Linked DNA regions of Mus musculus: region 2 is linked to region 1. The links are chromatin loops, found by intact Hi-C in ENCODE. Cell type or tissue: heart. All regions are shown on one strand. Each heading gives the region's core, and the rest is flanking DNA. Links, peaks and the distances in the headings are about the cores only.

Region 1 (4,389 bases), core at 109-4,108:
TTACTGGTGACACAGCCTAGTGGACCAGAAGAGGACAAGGCAGTGCTTCCCTCTGTTGTGTGACTGGAGACACAGGGGCATCAGTGCACAGTCCCAGTGACCACCCTACACCTCATGCCAGGGAAAGGGTTGTCTCAATTAGGGCTTTATTGCTGTGAAGAGACACCATGACCAAGGCAACTCTTATAAAGGAAAACATTGAATTGGGGCTGGCTTAGTTTCAGAGGTTTAGTCCATTATCATCATGGTGGGAAGCATGGCAGTGTGCAGGCAGACATGGTGCTGGAGGAGCCAGAATTCTATATCTCGATCCAAAGGCAGAGAAGGAGACTGTATTCCACACTGGGCAGAGCTTGAGCATAGGAGACCTCAAAGCCCACCCCCACTGTGACACACTCCCTCCAAGAAGGCTATATCTCCTAATAGTGCCACTCCCTATGGGCCATGAATTCAAACACATAAGTCTATGGGGGTCATATCTATTCAAACTACCACAAGGGTCTTGGTCGTGTGAGGTATAACCCCAAGTAGGATGAATGAGGCATGCGTGGATGATGGTTCTGCTTACGTCATGTGGTACCGATGTCGCTAAATACCACTCTATCTCTGCCAAGTGAAAAGCACTCTCCCCATCTAACAGGTTTGTTTGTTAGTTTGTTAGTGTGTTTGTTTGTTTGGGTGTCTTCAGAGTTATTAACCCTCTGAAAGCAGGCACCAGCCACTGAGGACCTTCAAGCTCTCTTGCACTGAAATGTTAGGGGATGTATGCACCACCCAGTACACATCTTAGTAGAATTTCCATACAGACATTTTATTTGTATAGTTCCACAGATCAATAAAATATTTTTAAGACCATGTGGAAAAAAGCCTCGAGTTTCCTTCCAAAAACAATGGATACACTGTTGCGATAGCTTTGCATAGCCAGAGGGCAACAAAGGAGTGCTTGGCTGAGCAGGTCAGGGGCTGGGGCTGGGAGCTCTGAGGCATCGCCCTTAGAGTTTTACAATTCATGTTCAAGCTTCTCTTTTTTCCTTTCCTTTCCTTTCCTTTCCTTTCCTTTCCTTTCCTTTCCTTTCCTTTCCTTTCCTTTCCTTTCCTTTCCTTTCCTTTCCTTTCCTTTCCTTCTCTCTCTCTCTCTTTCTTTCTTTCCTTTTTTTTTCTTTTGGATTTAGACACATTCTCTCATTTGAGATATTCTCCGAAGATGATGTCAGAAGGCACAGGCTATCAACCCATGGGGGGCCGTGACCTCTTCGGTGGTGAACAACCCTTCCACAGACGTTGCCTAAGACCATCAGCAGATGCAAGTGTTGGCATCAGGAGTCATAACAGTAGCAAAATCACCATTATAAAGTAGCAGTGAGATAACCTTATGGGTGGGGGGTCACCAAAACATTAGGAAGTGCACTAAAGGGTCGCAGCATTAGCAGGGTTAGAGCCTGCTGGCATAGGGAAATGTCAGATCCTTTAGAGGCCGGGTTGCAACCCTAAGGGGTCATGTGGGAGAGGATCTTGGAACATCATGGCACCAAACCTGCTTTGAGTGTCATCTACACTGTAGGCTGACTTCTCTTCCCAATGTTTTCCTACTTCCTGCTCAATCTTGTGGTCACATGCAAATCAGGCCTGTAGGTTCACTGGCTGAGGCTATAAGGCACCCACTATGTTTCCAGGGCTATTGTTCATCTCCTTTGACCAGTTGGTCATACAATCTTCCTCCTCATGCCCAAAGAGACTTGAATAAAACAAAATGCACATTCTTTTCCTTTATATATTATATGCAGTAACCGGGATCTATTTTTAATAAATACTCCAGGATTAAGAGCACTGGCTTACTGTTCCAGAAGACCTAGGCTTGATTCTTGGCATCCATATGGAGGCTCACCCCATCTGTAACTCCAATTCTAGGGGACTCCTCTGGCTTCCACAAATACCAGAACACACATGATACACAAGACATACATGCAGGCAAAATACTCACACACACGAAACGCAAATCCATCTAAAAATATTTTAAGAGAGAGTGTCTGTAGTGGTGGGGAGGGGCATGGTGGCACAAGCCTTTAATCTCAGCACTCAAGAGGCAGAGGTAGGTGAGTTCGAGGCCCATCTCCTCTCCATAGTGAGACCCTGTCTTAAAAAAGAGAGAGAAGTTATCAGTTAGAAGAACTCCTATTCAATGAGTTTCCTAAAGCTTTTCTGCCTGGGGTCACGGTGTTTGGCGATATGGAATCTTGTGTGTGAGGAGAGTCTGTTCCAGGATGCACTCACTGGCTGTTTGCTGTCCCCAGACAGCGACGTCTCTCCAGAGACCCTGGTCAGCTGTGTGTTCAAGTGTCAAGGGCACGGGTTGTTTGAGATGATGTCAGGCTGCCCAGGCCTTTGGTCCTGCAAGAGCTGAGGTGGCTCCTCTCAGATCCAACACAATACCCTCTTTCTTCTGTTGGCAACACGCATGAGCCAGGAGCCCTTGAGTTTGTTGGAACAAGAGCCTTTGCTACCCTCTGCTGGACGCGTCTCATAACAGCGCCTGGCTGCTTTGTTAAAATACACACATGAAGTCATGAAACAACTAAGGGAGAAGTCAGTGACACAACAGTGCATCTCAGAGGTGGCTCTGCGACTCCGCGACTCTGAGACTCTGCAGCTCTGCGGCTCCTCAGCCCAGGGGTCCTTGCTGGAGCAGCTCTGAGCTGGCCTCCAAGACAGAAGAAAGGTCAGGCCAGGGGAGAAATTTGAAGTGCTTTTAGCATATATCCCGATCTGTCTCTTGCAACCCCTGTCCTCAAGGAGGGCCAGGCAGGGCCTCAACTGGTGAGATGTGAGGGTGAAGACAGGGGCCCAGCCAGCAGCCTGGCCATCCAGTGTCGCCCAGGGCCCCAGGGCCCAACATCTTTTGACCAAACCTGAAAGAGGAACCCAGGGAAGGGAAGACGAGCCTAAGGTCCTTAATGACTCCCATCTATTCTTCTCTGACCTTCTGTGGCTAATAGTCCTTTAAACGGTGGCCCCATCCAGTCCTACAGCAAATGCCCTCTCTTGATACTGCACCACCCTCCTGGATATCTTGCTGACTCTTGTCATTTGGAGGATTCAGACTTTCCTCCTAACAGGCTCTGGAATGTGTGAGAATCAAGGCTGGTGAATTCAGCAAGCAGGGCTCTGATGGGGGCGTGGGAATCGTCCACTGTGTGCTTGGTGTTCCCAATCTGTTACGTTCTCATAGACAGAAATGTCCCTGTCCCAGCATTTGGGTACCTAGAGGCCCCATTAGGGAAGGGTTATACAGGGTTATATAAGTGACAAATGCCTGTAACCCCAGCATGTAGAGAGTTGAAGTAGGAGGGTCAAGTTCAAGGCCAGCTTGGGCTACACGATGAGGTCAAGGCTAGCTTGTGTGTACTAAGACCTTCTCAGAGAGAAAGAAGGAAAAAAAAATACAGATAAAAGATTCACCCACCCCCATGCCCCGTATGTCAGTTTACAGATGATGGTTGACTTCCAAGAGCTCCTGCAGATGAGCAATTGACTTTGTAATGCATAGATTTAAGAGGCTGGGCTGAGGAATGTTCAAGTCCCATCTTGCAGGTGCTTTTCCACATGATAAAGCTTTTATTCTGAGTGAATAAGAACAAGAAACCCTGTCCTTTGAGGAGATGTCCACGGAGACGAGCCACTGGCTGAACGTCGTACACACCTTTCATCCCAACACTCCAGATGCAGAGGCAGGCAGATCTCTATGAGTTTGAAGTCAGCCTAGTCTACATAGTGAGTTCCAGGACACCAGAGCTATACAGCGAGGTAGACCCTGTCTTAAAACAAAACATCTAGCAATTGGCTCACACTCCAATGAGGCTCTATCTTAAATAAGACGCATCTTAAATTTGGTGTTCTCTCAGTCACGTTGGGTCCCTTTTATCCCAGGAGTTGGGGACCCTCAGGACACCCTGCTGTGTCAGACAGGGAGACAGAGTGGGGCTGGAGATAAGAGGTTCTTCTACCTCAGAACCTTCTGGAGTGGATAGCCGGATACCTCCCATTCCTATCGAGGTGTGCTGTTCATTTTTTTGAGACAGGGTTTCTCTGTGTAACCCTGGCTGTCCTGGAACTCACTCTGTAGACAGGCTGGCCTCGAACTCAGAAATCCGCCTGCCTCTGCCTCCCGAGTGCTGGGATTAAAGGCGTGCACTACCACGCCCGGCGAGGTGTGCTGTTCTTTACGCCATCTGCCTGGAGCCTACAAATGCAGCTGACTGTGGATAAGCTTCCATTGCTGTGGGATGGCCAGCCAGGGTCCCACAAGGCACCGAGAGATCAAGGTCATGCTGTCCATGCTGAGCCTGAGGAGGGCGAGCCCTCATGAACTCGCCTGCCAAGCGGGGTTGGAGT
Region 2 (4,389 bases), core at 245-4,244, 190 kb before region 1:
TGGCACATTCCTTTAATCCCAGCACTTGGGAGGCAGAGGCACGTGGATTTCTGAGTTTGAGGCCAGCCTGGTCTACAAAGTGAGTTCCAGGACAGCCAGGACTATACAGAGAAACCCTGTCTCGAAAAACAAACAAACAAACAAAAAACAACAACAACAAAAGAGATTTTGTTAACAAAAACCAAACAGACAAGACCAATCTTATTTCTACCTTTTGCTTTTTTCCTTTTAGATCTTCCCTCTGTATTTTTCTTTTCTTTTCTTTTCTTTTCTTTTCTTTTCTTCTCTTCTCTTCTCTTCTCTTCTTTTCTCCTTTCTTTCTTTCTTTCTTTCTTTCTCTCTTTCTTTTGTGTTGTTTGTGTGTTATTTATTTTGGAGGAGGTTGCAAGGGCAAAGGTCGGATATGAGGGGATGAGTGGGATGGGGCTACATGATGTCAAACAAGAAATCAATAAAAAGAAAAAATAGTAGAGGTCACATTTTCATGGCCAAAATATAAGAATAAACATAGATAGCTAGTAGTAAGATAATGAGCTAGGAAATTAATTCTTTCTAGTATTGTTTTGAAAATATACCCCATAGGCTATTAAAAGAAATTCCAACTCTTTCCCAAGGCATTGTTTAACTTGGAGTCTTCAGTCATCATCTACAGTTGGCTTAATGGTCACTCCTCTTCTTATCTGACCCCAACCAATTAAACGCCAGTGTTTCTCAACTCTTCTGTTAAGGGCAATTTTTTCTCCTTTCTTCTGTACACACAGGACTGGTCAAAACAATTTTGCCCAAATCAGCCTTAACAGCACTAACTCTTCCTCCTGTCAACAGGGATCCTATGTTGACCATAAGCACTTCATTCTTAGACAGCTTTTGGACCTTGGCTGCTTTCTTGTCTCCTTCAGTACGTACACCCAGAAGACGTTTAAGCAGGAAATAGGAGATTTCCAGTTCTGTGAATATTTCAGGTAACGCTCCAACTGCACCAAGCACTTGTCCCACCATTCTACCAGCTCAGCACACAGTGGGGCCGATCTTTGTTCCAACTCCAGTGAGACCACCTGGGGCAGCATACTGAAGATCATTATGTTTCCCCCAAAAAAGTGACACAATATTGGAAAAGGTTGGTTTACACATGAGTTTTCCTTCCCTATCTTTGGAGACAATACGGGGTCTGACTTCTATCTCCTGGCATACCTTTAACACTCCTTTTAGAATACTACCACCAGCTATACCTCCCTTAAGGTCATCGACTTCACAGCCAGGTTTGTTGACATCAGATGGACTGATAACAATGAGATGGGGCTCTGAAGTAAAGTCTCTTGGGGCCACTGGTATTTTCTTCACTATATACTCACAGACAACTTCAATATTATACTTCAGTTGAGCAGAAATTGGAATAATTGGTGCCCCTTTCTGCTATCGTTCCTTGCACAAATGCGAGATTTTGCTCATATTGTTCCTTAGCCTGACTTTCTTTTACCAGATCAATTTTATTCTGTAAGATCAAAATATGCTTGAGTTTCGTGATTTCTACAGCAGTCAGGTGTTCGGGCCAAGGGCATGATTCATTACTAGCTATCAACAGAAGAGCTGCATCCATCTCTACTGCACTGTTCAGCATCGTAGCCATCAAAATATCATGGCCAGGACAGTCAACAAAGGAAACATGTCTGACTAATTTGAAGTTCCCTTTGGCCCCCAGAATGTATGTAGGAAACTTATCTGGTGTACTGCTTCCACATGATCTGGTCTAGGACAACTTGAGTCATCAAAGTTTATAAGTCTTAGCATGAGCATGTCCAAGCTTGATGGTAATGTTTCTTTCTAGCTCATTTTTGAATCTGACAGTGTGAACTCCAGAAATAACCTTCACCACGGTGGACTTCCCATGAGCTCCATGACCAGTTGTAACAATATTAATTGTAGCTTGTCTGCTGATAACTTCACGTGAAAGTGGTGTCAACTTGGTAACATCCCCCAGCCATCTTGCTCAGAGGGGAAAGGACGTATCTTCCTTTCCATCTGCTCAGCTATCTTATGGTGGGACGAAGGCTGCCTAAACTAGAATTAGAATTACAAATAAGTTTGCATCTTTCAAATTAAATTTGGCATCACAGTGGCCTAAGGGTCCAGTGACCCCAATGAACAAAGTAGGAAATCCTGACCCATGCCACTAACATGAAGCAAACTGGCAAACATCAGTTTAGACAGCCATAGGACAAATTCCAAACAAAGAATGTTGATGGTTCTGGCTGCTTGAGAACTGGAGATAGGTTCTCTGGGGCATGGACATTTCTGATTTGAAGCCAACATGGTCTACAAAGAGAGTTCCAGAATAGCCAGGGCAACACAGTGAAACCTTGTCCCCCAAGCCCATCAAAACAAACACCTCCTTCCAGTGGGCTCAGGAACACACGAAAAAAAACCCACAGACCACCCATATCAACGGAAGGGCTGGGCCCCTGGGGGCGGGCTCGCGCACACTTCCGCCCTTTTATCTGGCCCCGCCCTTTAAGTAGCCGGAAGACGCTTCTGATTGGCGTATTTCCGCTGGAGAGTTGAAGTCAGTGCGGCGCGCACGGGAGTTGACGTTTAAAGGTGCAGGAGCTGGGGAATCCGACGGTGGTGCTGCTTTGGGTTGCTCTGCTCCGCGCCACTGCGCTTGCGCTGAAGCCGACCCTACCCCCGGCATCCCCCGCGGCCTTCAGATGCGCCGGCGTCTTGCTGCAGCTGCTGCTCTCGGCGAAGCTCGACGAGAGCGCTGCTTCCGACGGGGCAGCGCTCTTCCCGAGCGAGCTAACGGCGATGCTCCTCCGGTGAGCTCGGACCCTCTACCCCCAATCCCTGGCCCCGCGCCCACCTGGGTCCCCTTGGCACGGGCGCTCGGGTTTCCTGCTTCTGGCAGGTACCGCGCTCCGGCGGTCCTAGGGTCTCAGTCTGGGTCTGTCTGCTCCTGCTTTCCAGGACTACAACTTTCTGTTTTAGTGTTTCCCACACTCCCTGCTCTCCGGCCTTGAAGTCCAGCCAGGCTTGTGGCACCAGTTCTGGTGTTCAGATGAGAAATATATATTCTGGTTTTATCATGCAGAGTTTGTGGTTGGCAGTCACTACCCAGACCTGTGTTTCCCGAGCTTCGGGTCTTCCAGGTGTGTCCCAATTTGCAGCCTTGCTAGTCGAGTATAGATAAGAATGCATATCAGCACAGTGTAGGTGGTTGGTTAGTTATGTCGCAATGTCACAAGGTTGAATGCCTCTAGGCGCAACTTTTGTGATAGCTGTTAAAATAATTTATAGCCTGACTGGCCTCAACTTGTGCTGACCCCTTTGCCTCTGTCACCTGAGTGTTAAGATTAGTTAGGTTTTTTTTTTTTCTCTCTCTCTTTTAAAATGTTATCTCTTAGCTGGGCAGTGGTGGTGCACGCCTTTAATCCCAGCACTTGGGAGGCAGAGGCAGGCGGATTTCTGAGTTCGAGGCCAGCCTGGTCTACAGAGTGAGTTCCAGGACAGCCAGGGCTACACAGAGAAACCCTGTCTCAACCCCCCCCCCCAAAAAAAAAAAAAGTTATCTCTTTCTATGTTAATTTTTAGAAGTGATTCTAGATACTAGTTCTTTGGCAGAAAACGATTTGGAAATTCTTTCTCTGTTGCTTGCCTTTTAATCTTTCTTTAATCTTTCTAACTCCCTTTTAGAATCAGAAACTCTCTTGTTGGTTTCATTAAATGTTGTTTTGTTTGGCTTGCTTTTTAACTATCCCAAACGGTCTTTGACATAGCTTTTTCGTCAAAGTTGGTGTAATGGTTAATTTCTCAACTTGACGCAATCAAGTAATTTGGGAAGAATGTTTCAAGGGATTATTTAGTTCCGGTTGGCTTGTGGGCATGCCTGTGGGGAATTGCCTTGATTAGCTTAATTGATATGAGCGGACCCAGATTTGGGGTCCTGGACTGTGGAAGGTTAGAGAAAGCTAGGTGAGTTCTAAAACTGCATTAGTTCATTCTTCTGCTTTTGACTGATATGACTAGCTGCCTTGACGGGATGGTAACTTGGAATCGTAAGCTAGATAAGCCTTTCTTCTCTAAACTGAACTGATTTTTTTGGGGTTTTTTTTGGGTCGGAACTTTATCATGCAGCAGAGATGAGGCCTAGCCTTGGACTTTTTTGATGATCTTTTTGTTTTTGAGACTGGGCCTATTGCCCTGGCTGTTCTGGTCTTGCTGGCTTGGATCTCAAGAGTTGTGTTGGGATTAAATGTGTGGGCTACCATTCCTGGCCTGGCCTTGAAGTCTTGCTGCTTTTGTCTCTGCCACTCAGTGCTTGGATTATAGACCTACCCCAGCAGTTATTCTTGGAAAACTGTATTTACTGCATGTATATATGAGTGTAGACCGGCA

What was found. Peaks named below come from ENCODE experiments on the same cell type or tissue, not always from the same donor. Only the 100,000 strongest peaks of a DNase experiment are listed, where the experiment ranks them.
Region 2: it touches region 1 in a loop (2.7-fold over the local background); 1 of 42 quality-filtered maps calls a loop at or near these places.

Annotation. Positions count from the first base shown.
Region 1 is chr15:76,153,619-76,158,007 of GRCm38, forward strand. No RefSeq gene overlaps it. Among named protein-coding and RNA genes, the nearest start is that of Gm35087, 23 kb to the left of the region's middle. In heart, for the core only: a CTCF peak has its summit at 2,513 (motif pointing left); a DNase peak (open chromatin) is centred at 2,503; H3K27ac peaks cover 1,029 bases; H3K27me3 peaks cover 705 bases.
Region 2 is chr15:75,966,592-75,970,980 of GRCm38, forward strand. It overlaps Zfp707 (zinc finger protein 707), which reads left to right and starts at 2,532. Exons shown (of 4, transcript NM_001347040.2): 1 at 2,532-2,813. The coding sequence starts at 2,706. It also overlaps the pseudogene Eif2s3x-ps1. In heart, for the core only: a CTCF peak has its summit at 2,490; a DNase peak (open chromatin) is centred at 2,550; H3K4me3 peaks cover 1,313 bases; H3K27ac peaks cover 1,134 bases; H3K27me3 peaks cover 496 bases.